Regions from separate parts of the Homo sapiens genome. Here region 1 is linked to region 2. Evidence: read pairs that join two places in POLR2A ChIA-PET (ENCODE). Cell type or tissue: Caco-2. All regions are shown on one strand. Links, peaks and the distances in the headings refer to the core of each region. The heading gives the core; the rest is flanking DNA.

Region 1 (8,333 bases), core at 70-8,069, 340 kb before region 2:
TCAAGGCCAGCCTGACCAACACGATGAAACCTTGTCTCTACTAAAAATACAAAACTTAGCCGGAGTGGCGGCACGCGCCTGTAATCCCAGCTACTCAAGAGGCTGAGGTGGGAAGATCACTTGAGCCCAGGAGCTCAAGGCTGTAGTGAGCTGTGATCACACCACTTTACTCCAGCCTGGGCAACAGAGCGAGACTTTATCCCAACATAAACAAATAATAAAAAATCAGATTGATATTTGCATTCCTTTTTTGTGACTTGGTTTTCCCCACTCAACAACAAAGTGAACATTTCCCCAAATGCTTATTCTTCCATAGCACCATTTTCAATTGCAGCAGAATATTTCATCTTCTCAATAGATTTTAATTTACTCTTGTAAAATATCCAGATTATTTCATGTTTTTATTGTTTTGGTAACACAGAGATAAACATATTGTGACGCATACATTTGTTTCTGCAGTCTCGGACTACTGTACGGTTTGATAATAATCACTGAGAGCTTTTAAAATAAACATAATTTTTTATTAAGCAAATCCACCTATCCCTTGAAATATTTCTTCCTAGTCTGATTAAGTTATTGCTAAATTAAATGAAGAAGAAATAGTCTGAGACTTAGTATCTATTACAGAATTAAAAATATAATGAAAATTAAAAAAAGAAAATGTGCATAAAAGTTCTTTGGAAACCATAAAAGCATGACACAAATGCAGGTGATTATTATTATTGCTGTTACTAACCACAGTGAAGAGCATATTATAATAGCCAATCTTAAATATACCATATTGTTTTTTTTATTTTTTATTTTTTTTGAGACAGGGTCTTGCTCTGTTGCTCAGGCTGGAGTACAGTGGTGTGATCTCAGCTCACTGCAACCTCCACCTCCCAGGTTCAAGCAATTCTTGTGCCTCAGCCTCCCAACTAGCTGGGACCACAGGGGCTTTGTATTTTTAGTAGAGACAGAGTTTCACCATGTTGGCCAGGCTGGTCTTGAACTCCTGACCTCAAGTGATCCACCCGCCCTCCCAAAGTGCTGGGATTACAGGCGTGAGCCACTGCGCCCGGCCAACCATATAGTATTTAAACAAGTCATCTTGTTTAAAGGTCTTCCCTCTGCAACCTGGCAGGACCCTGTTAGGCCATCATCCTCATAAAACATCAGGGTGAGAGAGACAAAGATCAGAGCCACTTCCTAAAAGCCCAGGATCTTAGAGTTTAACACAATGACTCCAGGTACGTGAGACAGATGCACCTACGAAAACCAGGCATGGATGTCAAAGGAGGAATTGAGACCAGTGCATGCTCTCAATCCTGCGTGTGAAAGCTACATGTAGTTAGCATCAAGGACAAGCCTCAGCAAGATTTAGGCAGGGAGGGAAACTAGGGTGAGAACCTGTGACCCAGCAGGGCCAGATCTGTGGATTCCACCAACTGGTTCTGCATCTTGGTTCTCTCACGGATGCTGTTTTCCTTCAGACTTCAGAGTTGCCTCATCCCTCCACCAATTAGAAATGTCTCCTGCCTCTAGAAGGTAGTTGTTGTGATTAGGAGGAAGGGCTTGGGCAGCGTCCGACTGGATTGAATGCTGGCTCTTGTCACTTATGATCCTGATTAAGTTACTTCATTTCTTTGGGTGCCTGTTTTTTCTTTTTTTTTTGTTTTTTGTTTTTGAGACAGAGTCTCACTCTGTCACCCACGCTGGAGTGCAATGGCGTGATCTCGGCTCACTGCAACCTCTGCCTCCTGGGTTCAAGCGATTCTCCTGCCTCAGCCTCCTTAGTAGCCAGGATTACAGGCATGCACCACGACGCCCGGATAATTTTTTTTTCTTTTTTTTAGTAGAGATGGGGTTTCACCATATTGCCCAGGCTGGTCTCGAACTCCTGAGCTCAGGCAATCCACCTGCCTCGGCCTCCCAAAGCGCTAGGATTACAGCCATGAACCACCGCGCCTGGCCCTGTTTTCTCTTATAAAATGGGGATATGTTACCTGCCTTCTAAGAACATTGTGAATATTCAAAAGGCTAACGGGCTATGGGCTCTGCCACTGGGACCCCCTCAAGAGTGCTTAGTACTGATGGGGCTGGTCAGACGCTGTTGTTTGCCTGGAATCCCTGGGGCACCTGAAGGAAAGACAAAGGCCTGTGAGAAGGGGTGGTAAGGAGAGGAAGCAGAGGCAGAGGGGCTTGTAGAACTCAGAGTGTCGGGATATGATAAGAAAGATAACTGAGGGCCACACAGGCCGAGAGAGATGAGTTAAAACAGGTGGGTTCCTGGCAATTTAAGGACAGCTGGTGGGAATGTGGAAGAAGGAGGGTCTGTGAAATCTCTGGGAAGAAGGGTAGGGCAGTAATTCCCAGCTGCTTGGGCCCACAGAAACCAGTTTGGTCCTGCTGTTCAGCTTTTGTAACTGTTCATTAGCATATGAAGGAACTGCCTGCAGAACGCACCCTGGGTCTTTGGAGCTTTGCTGTGTATGCTGGGCCAGGGGTGGGGGCAGGGAGTGAAATGGCTCCAACATCTGCCTGATTTCCTGAATCCAGATCCACCACCAATTCTGGACTCAATAAGAAGGGACTGAATCTCTGTTCCTTTCCCAGCTAAAGCCAAAATTTGTTCTATTTACAATACTTCTCAAGTCCTCAGCTGCTTCTATAATTGGTCTAATACAGAGAGCATAATAATTTTGGAAGGAAAAAATTTTAACAGGTATGGGGAACACAATGAATGGACTAACAACTCTCACTTAATCTTCACTATATCTTATGAAATATAGACAATTCATATCTTCTTGTTAGAAATAACATGATTCAGAAGGGGCTTCAGGAAGCAGATGCCAAACTCTTGACCTTAAGTGGAAGCATTTCTTGCATGTAACGCTAAATGGTTGTGTTATCAGAGCTTCCCTGAATTTTCAGCATACGAAGAAAAATATTAGGTGCTTATTTCTTTGGGGGGAGAATTCAGGCCAATTTTTGACTTTAGAGCCTAATGATGGCAGTCATTCAAGTTTTGGTTCTTGAAAAATTGCAGCCAGGCACTACCTCGTCTGAGAGGTAGAAAGAGGTCGTGGAAGAGTCTGGAGTTGAAAGTGCATACAGTCTCTGTTGTGTTCTGCCAGCTCTAATGCCCAGTCACTTACAACCACATTTCAGCCCAGCTATTCTGAAAGGAAACTCACTTTAGAAATGCAAATGACTCACCAAAGAGTGAGGAATTTTAGTGTCTGACAAGTGAAGTGTGTAGCTTTGAAGACTGGGAGACCTCTGTGTTCTCCCAGGAATACCTCCCAGGGTTGTTGTTGAAGCCAAAGGAGATCAGAACTCTAAATGGGCTTGGTAACGTGGAAGGTACTAAAGGAACTTTTATTTTTATTGCAAAAGTGTTGAGTTTTGAATAGCTCGGGGCCCACTGAACTTAGCCTGTGGAAAAGACAGGTTGTGTAAAGACTCTATTTCATTGGCCAGGATACACAACCTTGGTCTAGAGCTACTCCTATTCTTTTTTTTTTTAATTGTTATTTTTTATTTTTAATAGAGTATAGTGGCATGTTATAGTCCACTGCAGCCTCAAAATCCTGGACTCAAGTGAATCCCCCACCTCAACCTTGAGGTATGCACCACAACACCCAGCTAATGCTTCTATTCTTTTCTTTTCCTTTTTTTTTTTTTTTTTTTTTTTTTTTTTTTTTTTTTTTTTGAGACAGAGCCTTGCTCTATCGCCCAGGCTGAAGTGCAGTGGTGCGATCTCGGCTCACTGCAAGCTCCGCCTCCCGGGTTCACGCCATTCTCCTGCCTCAGCCTCCAGAGTAGCTGGGACTACAGGCGCCCGCCACCACGCCCGGCTAATTTTTTTGTATTTTTAGTAGAGACGGGGTTTCGCCGTGTTAGCCAGGATGATCTCGATCTCCCGACCTCGTGATCCGCCCGCCTCGGCCTCCCAAAGTGCTGGGATTACAGGCTTGAGCCACCGCACCCGGCCTGCTTCTATTCTTAACATCTGATTTTCAGTCTCTACCCCCCATCACTCCCCACCTCTCTGCCCATATTGAGCAGCTCCTTTCTTGGGAGTGGTCCTGTGCTGGATTGAGTTTAGCCAAGGAGACTGCTGCTGCACAGCTCAAAGAAAACCGACCTGCTCACTCCAACAGGAAAGTCCTGGGGGTCAAAGTAAAAGCATCAAAGACTAAGTTAGCGGTGGATGAGCCAAAAGAGGAGGGAGCTATGAAGAGGAGGATGGGAAGAGAAACCAAGATGCAAGATACTACAGAAGTGCGATGCAAATTGCTTATTACTCAGTGCCCAGCAGGCTCCCTAAACAGTCTTCAAAGCTACAGCTGGCTTGTCAGATGCTAAAATCCCTTCTTCCTTGGTGAGTCATATGAGACAAAGTAGCAAATGTTAAGAAGTCATGTTTGCTCATTTCTGCTTGCTTAATTTCTCGAAGCTCCTGACTCTGTGTCTACACACAGCTCTCTGGAAAGATGCTTAGAAGACAAAACAGGACATCTCTTGCCTGAGTCACTATATTCCTTAAAAGATAAATGACCGCAGTGTTTGTCTTTGCCTACACATAAGATAACCTCTGACAAGGTCAGTGATGATGCCTCTGTAATCTATAACCAGTTGTGCTCTTACACCGAAACGTCAATGTGATTCTGCTTGAATGCAACTTCTGAGCAAGTCTCATGTGACTTTGAACATATTGAACCCCCACCGCCTGTATATGGGCCATGGGCTGAGATACTGTGCCCCAGCAGTCTCATAGAACTGCTCCTGGGCTACAGGCCTTGGTCTATAGCCCTCAGTAAGACTTCTGAATAAAACTAACTTTAAATCTTTAAAAGCTTTTGTTGTTTTTTTTTTCCATTGACAGTCATTTCCATCCTCAAAGGGAGTTTTATATCAGAATAACTGAGTTGGACAGAATAACAAAGGCAACTTAGCCACACTGGCTAAGAGCTGGGACTCCTGGGCAAAACTGCTTGGGTTGGAATCTCAACTCCATTGTTTATGAGCTGTGTGACCTTGGGCAAATTTGCCTCTCTGTGCCTCAGTTTTTTTTATCTGTAAATCAGGGTTGATATTAATCATACCTAGTTCTTAGGTTTTTTTTTTTTTTTCTTTATTTTGAGACAGAGTCTTGCTCTGTCACCCAGGCTGGAGTGCAATGGCATAATCTTGGTTAACTGCAACCTCCACCTCCCAGGCTCAAGCGATTCTCCTGCCTCAGCCTCCCAAGTAACTGGGATTACAGGCACATGCCACCGCGCCCAGCTAATTTTTGTATTTTTAGTAGAGATGGGGTTTCACCATGTTGCCCAGGCTGGTCTTGAACTCCTGACCTCAGGTAATCCACCCGCCTCAGCCTCCCAAAGTGCTGGGATTACAGGAGTGAGCCACTGCATCTAGCAGTTCTTAGATTATTATACTAATAACAGGAGTTAATATTTGTAGGGTGCCTAAAACAGGGTCTGGCACACAGTTTCATTAAAGTAGGTTTTTAAAACCTATTATTGTGGCCAGGTGTGGTGGCTCACGCCTGTAATCCCAGCCCTTTGGGAGGCCGAGGTGGGCAGATTAGCTGAGGTCTGGAGTTCGAGACCAGCCTGACCAACATGGAGAAACCCCATCTCTACTAAGAATACAAAATTAGCCGGTCGTGGTGGCACATGCCTGTAGTCCCAGCTACTTGGGAGGCTGAGGCAGGAGGATCGCTTGAACCCGGGAGGCGGAGGTTGCAGTGAGCCAAGATCGGGCCATTGCACTCCAGATTGGGCAATAAGAGTGACAATCCGTCTCAAAAAAAAAAAAAAAGAAACCTTTTACTGTTATTATTTCATTAATGCATCTCCATGACTAGATAAAAGCTCTGAGAGCAGAGGCTCGGTCTGGGTTTGCTTATAATTGCGTATCCAGTGCTTAGCACAGCGTGTGGTAAGTACCCAACTATTTGTCTTATGAACAAATGGACAAAGGGAACCTCCCGAACCATTCCCAGATTCAGACCACAGAAAAGGGTCTGAGCTCCATCCTCACGCCTCCAGGAAGTAAAAAGTCATTCCCACGCATCCAAGAAGTAAAAAGTCACACCTACTAACAGTCGACAATGCTGGAGAAGTAACCCCACCAGCAATGCCGTGACACTGCTCCCATTCTCAGACCCTTGGACTTCTCCTTGTCGTCACCACACAGGATGTGTTCACCACACAGGGGCCCAGCTCTTATTGACTTGGCCGAAGGCTTGGCCTCTGAGTCAGGAGTTTCTGTCCAGTTTCAGGTGTGGGCCAAGTATCGCCTTGTCCTTGGTCTCCCACACTCTTGTGAGAGTGGGCAGAGGGTGTCCCACACTCTTGGGAGAGCTGGTGGGCAGAGGGCCGGCCTCCCCTCTCTGGCCTCCCCAGACACCTGGGAGCTGTCTGCAGAGGCTTGGGGTGAATGTATGTGTAATAAAGAGAGAGCCCTAGCCCAAAGTTTGTTACTATTATAAAGATGTTGGCTTCTCTTCCCAACTGTCAAAGTGAACAGCATCTGCAGGACCCCACTTTGCCCGCTGCAACAGAGGGCTCTAGTTGGAGCCAAAGTAACAACATTCCACGGTTCACTATATCCAAGTTACCTTTGACAAAAAGCCTTCTGCATTGTATGTAGCACCTGGAAGAAATAAATACCAACACTTAGACATTCCATTGATTTTTTTGTTTTGTTTTGTTTTGTTTTGTTTTTTGTTTTTGAGACGGAGTCTCACTCTGCCGCCCAGGCTGGAATGCAGTGGTGCGATCTCGGCTCACTGCAAGCTCCGCCTCCCAGGTTCACACCATTCTCCTGCCTCAGTCTCCCAAGTAGCTGGGACTACAGGCGCCCGCCACCACGCCTGGCTAATTTTTTGTATTTTTAGTAGAGACGGGGTTTCACCATGTTAGCCAGGATGGTCTCGATCTCCTGACTTCGTGATTCACCCACCTCTGCCTCCCAAAGTGCTCAGATTACAGGTGTGAGCCACCACACCCAGCCTGACATTCCATTGATTTTAAGATTTATTCCAGTTTCACCATGTTGACGTTAAAATATGAAAAAGATGCATCTTAAAGTTGATGCAAACAGCAGCATGACAACATACAGACAAAGCAGGAAGGAATGGGAAGCGGTCAGAAGAGAATGTCCACATGTTCCCCCAACAGAGGTGTCCACGATGTACCCTGCCCTCCCTGTTTTGACAATGAGTGAACTGCCAGTGCACCCATCTAAGCCCGCCTCATGCTACATGTGCACCCACTTCCACCCACTCTCAATGACTTCAGGACATCACTCTAGCAAGCCTCACTCCTCTCCTCTGCAGGGTCAATTTCTTCCCCTACTGGTTTTCCATTGTCTATTGCCTAAAACTATGAAATAATGACTTCCTTCTTGATCCCTCTCCCATCCCATTTCTTTTTTCTTTTTTTTTTTTTTAAGACAGGGTCTCACTCTGTCACCCAGGGTGGAGTGCAGTGGCATGATCACGATTCATTGCAGTCTTGATTTCTTGGACTCAAGGAATACTCCTACTTCAGCCTCTGGAGTAGCTGGGACTACAGACATGTGCCACCATGCCCACCTAATTTTTATTTTATTTTTTATTAATTAAAAAAATTTTTTTTAAATAGAGACAGGGTCTCACTATGTTACCCAGGCTGGTCTCAAACTCCTAGGCTCAAGCTATCCTCCTGCCTTGGCCCCCCAAAGTGCTGAGATTACAGGTGTGAGCCACTGCATCCAGTCTAATTTTTAATCTTTCGTAGAGATTGGGGGTCTCACTATGTTGCCCAGGCTCGTCTCAAACTCCTGGACTGAAGCAATCCTCCTGCCTTAGCCTTCTAAAGTGCTGAGATTACAGGTATGACCCACCACACCCAGCCCCAATTCAATTTTTTTTTGTTGAGACGGAGTCTTGCTCTGTTGCCCAGGCTGGAGGGCAATGGCGTGATCTCAGCTCACAGCAACCTCAACCTCCTGGTTCAAGTGATTCTCCTGCCTCAGCCTCCCGAGTAGCTGGGATTACAGGGACCCACCACCATGCCCGGCTAATTTTTGTATTTTTAGTAGAGATGGGGTTTCGCCATGTTTGCCAGGCTGGTCTTGAACTCCTGACCTCATGATCTGCCTGCCTGGACCTCCCAAAGTGCCGGGATTACAGGCGTGAGCCACTGCGCTCAGCCACAAGTTCTCAATATATGGAAGCATCTCACAAGTTCTCAATATATGGAAGCTATTGTTTTATTCTCTTCAGGTCTCTTCAGGTAAAACTTTGATTACATTTGTCACTCATTTCTGGCTAATTTTTTTTTTGTATTTTTAGG
Region 2 (8,333 bases), core at 73-8,072:
TTAATTTCATTTTCAGATTGCTTATTGCTCGTGTCAAGAAATGCCATTTTTACACACTCCCCTAGTATCCTACAACCATGATGGACTCATTGTGGTGGGGTTTTCTTAGTGTTTTCTTCTGTTCTGTTTTTTAGTAGATTCCTATGGATTTTCTATAAACCAGAAAACATCCCTTAGAAATAGTTTCACGTCTTCCTTTCTAACCTGGATGCCTTTTGCTTATTTTTCTTGCCTAACTGCCTGGCTAAAATCTCCAGTACAATGTTAAACAGAAGTGGTAAGAAAAAACATCCTTATTCCTGTATTTCACCACTGAGTATGGTGTTACTTGTAGGTTTTTCATAGATGTCCTTTATCAGGTTGAAATTCTCTTCTATTCCTAGTTTGTTGAACGTTTTAAGTCAAGAAAGGGGGCTGGATTTTACCAAATGCTTCTCCTGCATATATTGAGATGATCATATGGCTTCTGTCCTTTCTTCCATTAATATGGTCTATGATATTGACTTTCAGGTCTTAAACCAAGCTTGCTTCCTAGGATAAATCTCACTTGATGGTATTAAATATATTTTATATGTTGCTGGATTTGATTTGCTAGTATTTTGCTAAGGATTTTTGCATTTGTATTCATAAGAGATATTGGTCTTTAGTTTTCTTGAGATGGCTATCTGGTTTTGGTATTAGGGTAATGTAGGCCTCAGAAGAATGAATTGGAAAATGTTTTCTCTTTTCGTATTTTTTGGAAGAGTTTGCAAGGACTGCTCTTAATTCTTCTTTAAACATTTGGCAGAATTCTACTGTGAAGTTATCTGGGTTTGTGGGAAGTTTTCTGATTTCTAAGTCAGGCTCTTCACTTATTATAAGTCTCATTCTGTTTATATTAGTTTTTTTCAGATGTTTAAGTCTCTTATTGAGTCAGTTTTAGTAGCTTGTCATTCTAGGAATTTGTCAATTTCCTCTAAGTTTTCATTGGCATGTAATTGTTCATAGTATTCCTTTATAATCCTTTGTATTTCTGTAATGTTGGTAGTGATGTCCCCTCTGAATAAAGAACTTTTCAATGGCCTGATTTATTATAGAATTTTGAAATTAATAAAACCAAAATAAAAGATATACTGGAATATTATAATTCTCAATTTGTAAAAATCTTAAGTTACAGGATATACAAACTAGATACCTTCCAATTCTCACCTCCAGAAAGAAAAACAGGTGCAAAGACAGAACCAATACATTTTTAATTAAAATGCAATAAAGTCATTTCAACTGAAATCAGAAACAAGAAACACTTCCTAGATGAATATATACAGTACAAGCATACAATTTAGTAGAAACTCAATATTCTAAGTCAACTCCATTCATGTGAACACACATATGTGCATTATAATAAACCCAATATCACAAATTCCAAAGGTACTAATACTTTAAAAGAATCATGCAATAAATCCTCTCATCTTTTCAAGAAAGACAAATTCACCCTTTCCTGTATTTCTTGCATTCAAGACCATGAGTTTTCTGTGCACTATGCTTTCTTAAATCAGCACAACTATATGTCTAGTAGTAGCCACAAATTTTTATATAATCCATGACCAAAAATCAGCTTCTTTCAAAGTATTTGTGTCTTGGCCGAGTACAGTGAGTGGCTCACGCCTGTCATCCCAGCACTTTGGGAGCCGAGGTGGGCGGATCACTTGAGGTCAGGAGTTCGAGACCAGCCTGGCTAACATGGTGAAACTCCATCTCTACTAAAAATACAAAAATTAGCCAGGTGTAGTGGTGAGCGCCTGTAATCTCAGCTGCTTGGGAGGCTGAGGCAGGAGAATCACTTGAACCCAGGAGGCAGAGGTTGCAGTGAGCTGAGATCCCGCCACTGCAGTCTAGCCTGGGCGACAGAGTGAGACTCCATCTCAGAAAAAAAAAAAGAAAAAGAAAAAAGAAAAAAAGTATTTGTGTCTTAATAAAAGATTCATAAATATATACTACATCTAATATACTCATCAAATAAATTTATGAAAAGCCATCTTAGAGGAAAAATTGTACATTTTGATAATTATTTTCATGAAACTATTCCAAGGAAAGTTTTCCTCAAAGAATCTGAAATAATCATTATGCTGACTTTCTGAAACAAAATTCAACTACAGAATTTCAAAAATACTAGAGAAGATGACAAGCTTTCAAGCTACATTTATACCATTTCAATATACTGAGGAGAAAACTTTGCTTATGTTATCACCATAAACCTGACTGGCACTATAGCTTACAGAATACTTTCACCTTCTTTAAATGATTTTTTAAAAATCCTTGAATCCATGAATAAGTAGGGCAATAAGTAACATCATCTTGATTGTCTCATTTACAGAGGGGACAAATTGAACTTCCCACAGGTAAAATGGTCTGTGGAAGGTCAAGCTGCTTGTGTAAGTGGTGGAGCTGGGACCAGGAAGTTAGGCAAACCAACTCCCAATCACATATCATTTTCCTCTACATGACACCCCTTCCCACTTGTTAAAAACAGGAGGCAAAAACAAAATGTAAAGTGAGTATCAATAGAAAAGTAAGTTTTTCTACTATCTCCTTGAACTTATTCACTGAAAGTATATTTTTTCTTTTCTTTTTCTTTCTTTCTTTTCCTTTTTTTTTTTTTTTTTTTTAAAGACAGCGTCTCACTCTGCCACCCAGGCTGGAGTGCAGCAGCCCGATCTCAGCTCACTGCAGCCTCCACCTCCCAGGCTCAAGTGATCCTCCCACCTTAGCCTCAGGAGTGGTTGGGACCACTTCTTTCTAATGCCTATGAATCAATCTCCTTATCTAACTTTTTTGCGACAACTTGACTAAAAGCATGTTTTTAATGATCTTAGACTGATAGTGAATCGCTAGCATCCTGCAACCTAACTGTAGACTTCACAGACATGTTAAACAATCTTTAAAACTTGGTTTTTAGAGCCTAAAGAAAGTTACGTGACACTACTAAAATATTAAACAACTCTGAGAAACCCCTTGAAAGCAATTTTGATGTCAAATTAGGGCATGTGTCACCAAAATACTGATTAAAAACCTCATCATTCTAGTTCTGTAGATAGCCATTCATCAGTGATCAGAGATAATTAACACCAGTGACCATTTAACCAAGTATTTATTTCTATATAGCTAAGAGGGCTGGAACATATCTTTGTCCAGGGAACAATACTGTCGCTCCACCCTGGCATAAAGCATTCAATCAAACTCTAACTCATGGTATATGAACTCTGTAGTATTCACCCCACAAAGGATAAAGTTCTCTCAATTCCTCTCATGAGGAAAGTATTTGCACTTAGGACTCTTTATCTTCACTTTCTCCTTGGAGAACGCAACATTTATTTAATCTAAAAAGCCTAAAAGAGTCAATGTGATTTTAGAGACAATATACCCTAAGTGGCCACACACCCACGGTTTAAAGAGGAGATTGCTGTCATAAACCTACTTAGGGACTGATGGACTTCAGTCTGATATGCCACTGTCCTGCTGGGCATTTATCATCATTGGGCTGCGAGTGGGGAAAAGACCCAAGGAAGCTCTGCGGAAAAAGGAAGTTGATTTAAGTCATTGTTGCTCCTCTACATCCAAGCCAGTGAGATGAAGAATTTGAAACAATCTGCAGTTGGCCCCGTGATTTCCTGGGAGGCTCCGAGGCAGGGAAATGAATAGTTGCCTTCCTCCTAGTGCCTCAACTTTGGCTGTGGCATCAACTTTTTCTCAACTCTGCCCAACCATTTGCAAGAAATAGATGCTTCTTCTCCCATTATCCTGCTGCCAACAAGACTGCAAATGAGTTATTAGAACTATGTAGCATATGCACAGGAGTGTGATGTGCACCCAGCTGTGACTCAGGAGTGGAGCAGAGTGTGGAGGGGTCATCCCCTAGCCCACTGGCCTCCTGGCATGGGAGGTTTGGCCAAATCTAAATCACTGAGTGCAGGCAAGAATCTCTCCCTGGCCATCTCCAACTACGACAACTCTTTAGAATTGCTGGCCCATTTCAGAACCCTCTGGTCATCAAATCCCACGCCCTTATCACAAAGCTTATCTCCAAGAGATGGTGCACAAATAGACTAAGTCTGGATCTTACCTTTTGGCTTCCTCTAAGTGGCACAGATATTCATAAGCAATGTTCTGCCGCCTCCTCTCATCCATCTCCTCTGCAGAGAGCCTTTCATCGTCCACAATAGCTAGAAATAGAGGATAACAACATGTGATTTACAAAGGCAGTCTTCATTAAACACCTGAGACAATCAATCAGAAAAAAATCATATGCAGCTGAACATTTAACATTCAGAGACAGGAGTATTGAAACACCAGGCAGAGAGAGAAATTTGCCTTTGGATTTTACAATATCATTTCTTTTCCTTTATTTTTATTTTTTTTTTTTTTGAGACAGGAACTGGCACTGTCACCCAGGCTGGAGTGCAGTGGTGCCATCATGACTTACTGCAACCTCAGCCTCCTGGGCTCAAGCAATCTTCTCACCTCAGCCTCCCAAGTAGCTGGGACTACAGGCACACGCCACCACACTTGGCTAGTTTTTTTATTTTTACAGTATTATTTCTAACAAGTGAATCAAGGCCAGGTGCGGCGGCTCACGCCTGTAATCCCAGCACTTTGGAAGGCTGAGGTGGGCGGATCACAAGGTCAGGAGATCCAGACCATCCTGGCTAACACGGTGAAACCCCATCTCTACTAAAAATACAAAAAATTAGCCAGGTGTGGTGGGGGGCACCTGTAGTCCCAGCTACTTGGGAGGCTGAGGCAAGAGAATCAGGAGAATCACTTGAACCTGGGAGGTGGAGGTTGCAGTGAGCCAAGATTGTGCCACTGTACTCCACCCTGGGCGATAGAGTTAGACTCAGTCTCAGGGAAAAAAAAAAAAAAAAAAAAAAAGCAGTGTGCAAACGGGCAGGAGCTTCCATGGATGTCCTCATCCTTGTCCCATCCCCCTTCCTACCACTCCCAATTTTCCATTGTGGCTCCATTCCTTGAACATGGAGACCTCACCCCACAGCATTGATACCAACGGGTGTCAACAAAGATTGACATGTGTCAAAAACATTTTCTTTTTCTTTAATAAACTCAGTCCAATCTAAACTTTAAAACTGAGCTCTCACATTTCAGAAAAGTACAGAAGCTCTCAATCTTCCTCTGCACCTCCATTGCGAGAGTCCAGGTCTTAATGTCTCTCCCATAAAACTCTCAGAACAGGTCTAGTCACTCAGCCACTACCCCTTTTCCACTCATTCTCCCCATGGCCAACAGAAGCGTCTTCCTTATTACTTCCCCTCTCAAAACTTTTGATGGCTCCCCTATTTCCTACAGAACAAGTTCTAGAGCACTTTGCATCTCCCCACATCCAGGAAGCCCACACTTTAGCCAGAGCTCCCAGGCAGCACCGTGTTCCAGGACCACACCACTCCCTCCAACGCTGAGTGCTTCTGCTCCACCCTTCTCTCTGCCTGGAAAGCCATTCTCCCACCTTCTGCAGGTGGTGCCTTTCACATCATCTCAGGCAAAATTCCATGGATCTCTGAATCTAAATCCATTGGCTCTCCTTGGCACTTTAGTTCACATTTTTATTACATCACTCATCAGAAAAGCCCCCCACTGTAAATCAGTCTGTCTGTCTCTCCAAACTAGGGGATCCTTAGAGGAAGCTTTTGATCATCTTCATGTCTCCTGCCAATTTGTCAGGGCTCCTTGCACATAGATAGCACTCTGCGCGTACAGAAAAACTACCTTCCAGTGAATCCTCACTAAGTGAGCTCATCATTACTCCATAATGAATAGACTTTAAAAATTATAATTTTTAGGCCAGGCACGGTGGCTCACGCCTGTAATCCCAGCACTTTGGGAGGTCGAGGCAGGCAGATTACTGAGTCAGGAGTTCCAGACTAGCCTGGGCAACATGGTGAAATCCCATCTCTACTAAAAATACAAAAATTAGCCAGGCGCGGTGGTAATCCCAGCTGTAATCCCAGCTACTCAGGAGGCTCAGGCAGGAGAATCGCTTCAACCCAGGAGGCGGAGGTTGCAGTGAGCTGAGATGGCACCACTGCACTCCAGCCTAGGTGACAGTATGAGACTCTGTCTCAAAAAAAAAGTTATATTTCTTTCCCTGTGTTTTCTTAAATGATACCTGCCACACTCACATACCATCACCTAATCCTCCATCTCTACTGTTCTGAACAGTTAATCCCCAAGATACCTCATGATTTCCAGTTTCTCTTTTTAATTTCAGCTTAAAGACTTTCCCATTTCTGACAGGATATTTTCATTTTATAGTAAGTACTTCAGAAACAGTAAGGTTTGGATCCAAAATAAAACTCCTAGTGGGAGCCCATGTGCTTGTCACACCATCCCCAACTTGGAAGAGTGGGCACTGGAGTCACATTAAAAAGGCGGTGCTCTCCCCATCTTTCCTATGCTGCTGCACCCTTCCGGCCTCAACTAACCCCCCAGCAGAAGACAGAAGCCCCAGCAGAACCCCGTCCCTCGGCCTCTGCCCACAACTGCCTCCACAAACCATGCAATATTGTACCAGCCCAGGACAGCTGCTGAGGGGCTCCCAAACTCTGTTATCATCCTGTCCAAATAAGAGATTTTACTTAATGTGTGAATTAAAATACACACCCACAAAGCTTTAAATTGCAATTGCAACATATTGACCCCATCTAGTGGGATCCTACCTATCTTCCAGGCTTGACCCAGTGGGCACTTTTCTTCCCAAAGTCTTCCTGATTGTCTCAGCTCAAAATGCCCTCCTATCCTGCTTTGGTTAACAGTAAACTCCTAGAAGACGTATTTGTGTCCTCATGGTGCCCAGCACACCTCCCTGCACAGGCTGCATGCTCTGTAAAAATATATGATGAAAAAATAAAATATCTTATCGGGAAAGGCTCCCAAAGGGCTCCAAAATATCTCTGTGAGGTAATTTTATTTATTTACACTCAATAAGAGTATGATCATTAATGGAGCAAAGATAGCACCATTCTGTGGACTTTACTCAACTAATGTTCAATTCGTAGGTTCTATGTGCCACATGTGAGTCAAAGCACCAGACACAGGGTAATAAGTATAAAAAATGTGTACCCTCATGGGACTTCCTTGTACATACCCATTCCTTGCCTTCTGACCTTCTGCCTGGCCCACTGACTTTCTAACTACACACACTTTGGCCTCACCTTCCTTGAATGGGAGAGAACACCTTTCATAATCTACTGTCAAATTGTAAGTCTAGGAAGGTTAGGGAATTTGAGAAAATCTTAACAGCAAAAGCAAGTCCTTCTGGGCCACAGAGACTGCCTGCAAATATTTCTGCATTACTCAATATTTACTAAGTAGTGGCTTTTGATAAGAACCACTGGCATGGATAATAACACTGTCATTTAAAGATCCATCATGGAGCTAATAAAATAATTCACTTAAGATGTGGCTTTACTGCCTATAAAGGACGTTTCCATATGTTACTGTGTGGTTCTGTGGTTCTCATGATCACCCTCAGAGATAGGCATTATCTCTTTCCTATAAATGAGGAAACCAAAGTCAAGCAAGGGAAAGGGACTGCCCACAGCTATTTGCTGGGTCAATGGTAAAGCCAGGGCCGGAACTAAGGTCTGTCAACATTGCAGCCCTTATTCTTTGCCCAGTACCTCCTGCTGTTAAATCTAAGTGGGCCCAGGAAGGGACTTGTCACTGCCAAGCCCAAGAAGCAGGTCATTTAAGTGGCTTCAAAATTCTTTTCATTTTAAAGTAACTTGATTAACTGCAACCTCCACAGTTCATCTTTACTTGCTGCCGTGAACCACAAAAAACATGAGGACATTGTGAAGAACACAGCTTTCTGATGTATTAGCAACTCACAAAATACCACTTGCAGCATCAGATGACAGTTCAAAGCAATTGCATTCTATGAAAATTACACAATAAGGCTTATTCACAGATTCAAGGAGCAGAATGAAAGCAAGTTGTTAGAGAGTATTTTGAAATAGAAGTATAAATTAGAAATGAAAGGGTCCTTTAGGAGTCCATTTCCCAAAGAACACGTACAAAATCCAATGTAAAAATAGCCCAAAATCTACCTAATTCAATAAGGAGTTGACATGGTCGCTGTTTAATTTCCCCTATTCTCTACCTGCTACCTTCACACAGAGACACCAAGGCCACCATACACTTTGTATTAAAATTCACTCATTTGTTCAACAAACATTTGAGTGGCTGCTTGGTGCCAGTTTATTATGGAGATGGAACACAAAGTGATGAATATGACTCAAAAGGTCTCTCAAAGTTTTTATTAAACAATTGAAAGTTTGGCA

The links. Peaks named below come from ENCODE experiments on the same cell type or tissue, not always from the same donor. Only the 100,000 strongest peaks of a DNase experiment are listed, where the experiment ranks them.
Region 1: POLR2A ChIA-PET joins it to region 2 with 14 read pairs; 2 of 35 experiments call an interaction of 5 or more read pairs at or near these places.

What each region holds. Positions count from the first base shown.
Region 1 is chr5:76,802,347-76,810,679 of GRCh38, reverse strand. No RefSeq gene overlaps it. Among named protein-coding and RNA genes, the nearest start is that of F2RL1, 13 kb to the left of the region's middle. RefSeq lists enhancers at 2,229-2,812, 3,977-4,558, 4,559-5,142, 5,746-6,945. In Caco-2, for the core only: no CTCF peak of the experiment used is centred there; DNase peaks (open chromatin) are centred at 2,440, 4,529 and 6,219; H3K4me3 peaks cover 216 bases.
Region 2 is chr5:76,457,436-76,465,768 of GRCh38, reverse strand. It overlaps IQGAP2 (IQ motif containing GTPase activating protein 2), which reads right to left. Exons shown (of 36, transcript NM_006633.5): 2 at 4,100-4,199. Among named protein-coding and RNA genes, the nearest start is that of IQGAP2, 58 kb to the right of the region's middle. In Caco-2, for the core only: no CTCF peak of the experiment used is centred there; a DNase peak (open chromatin) is centred at 7,615.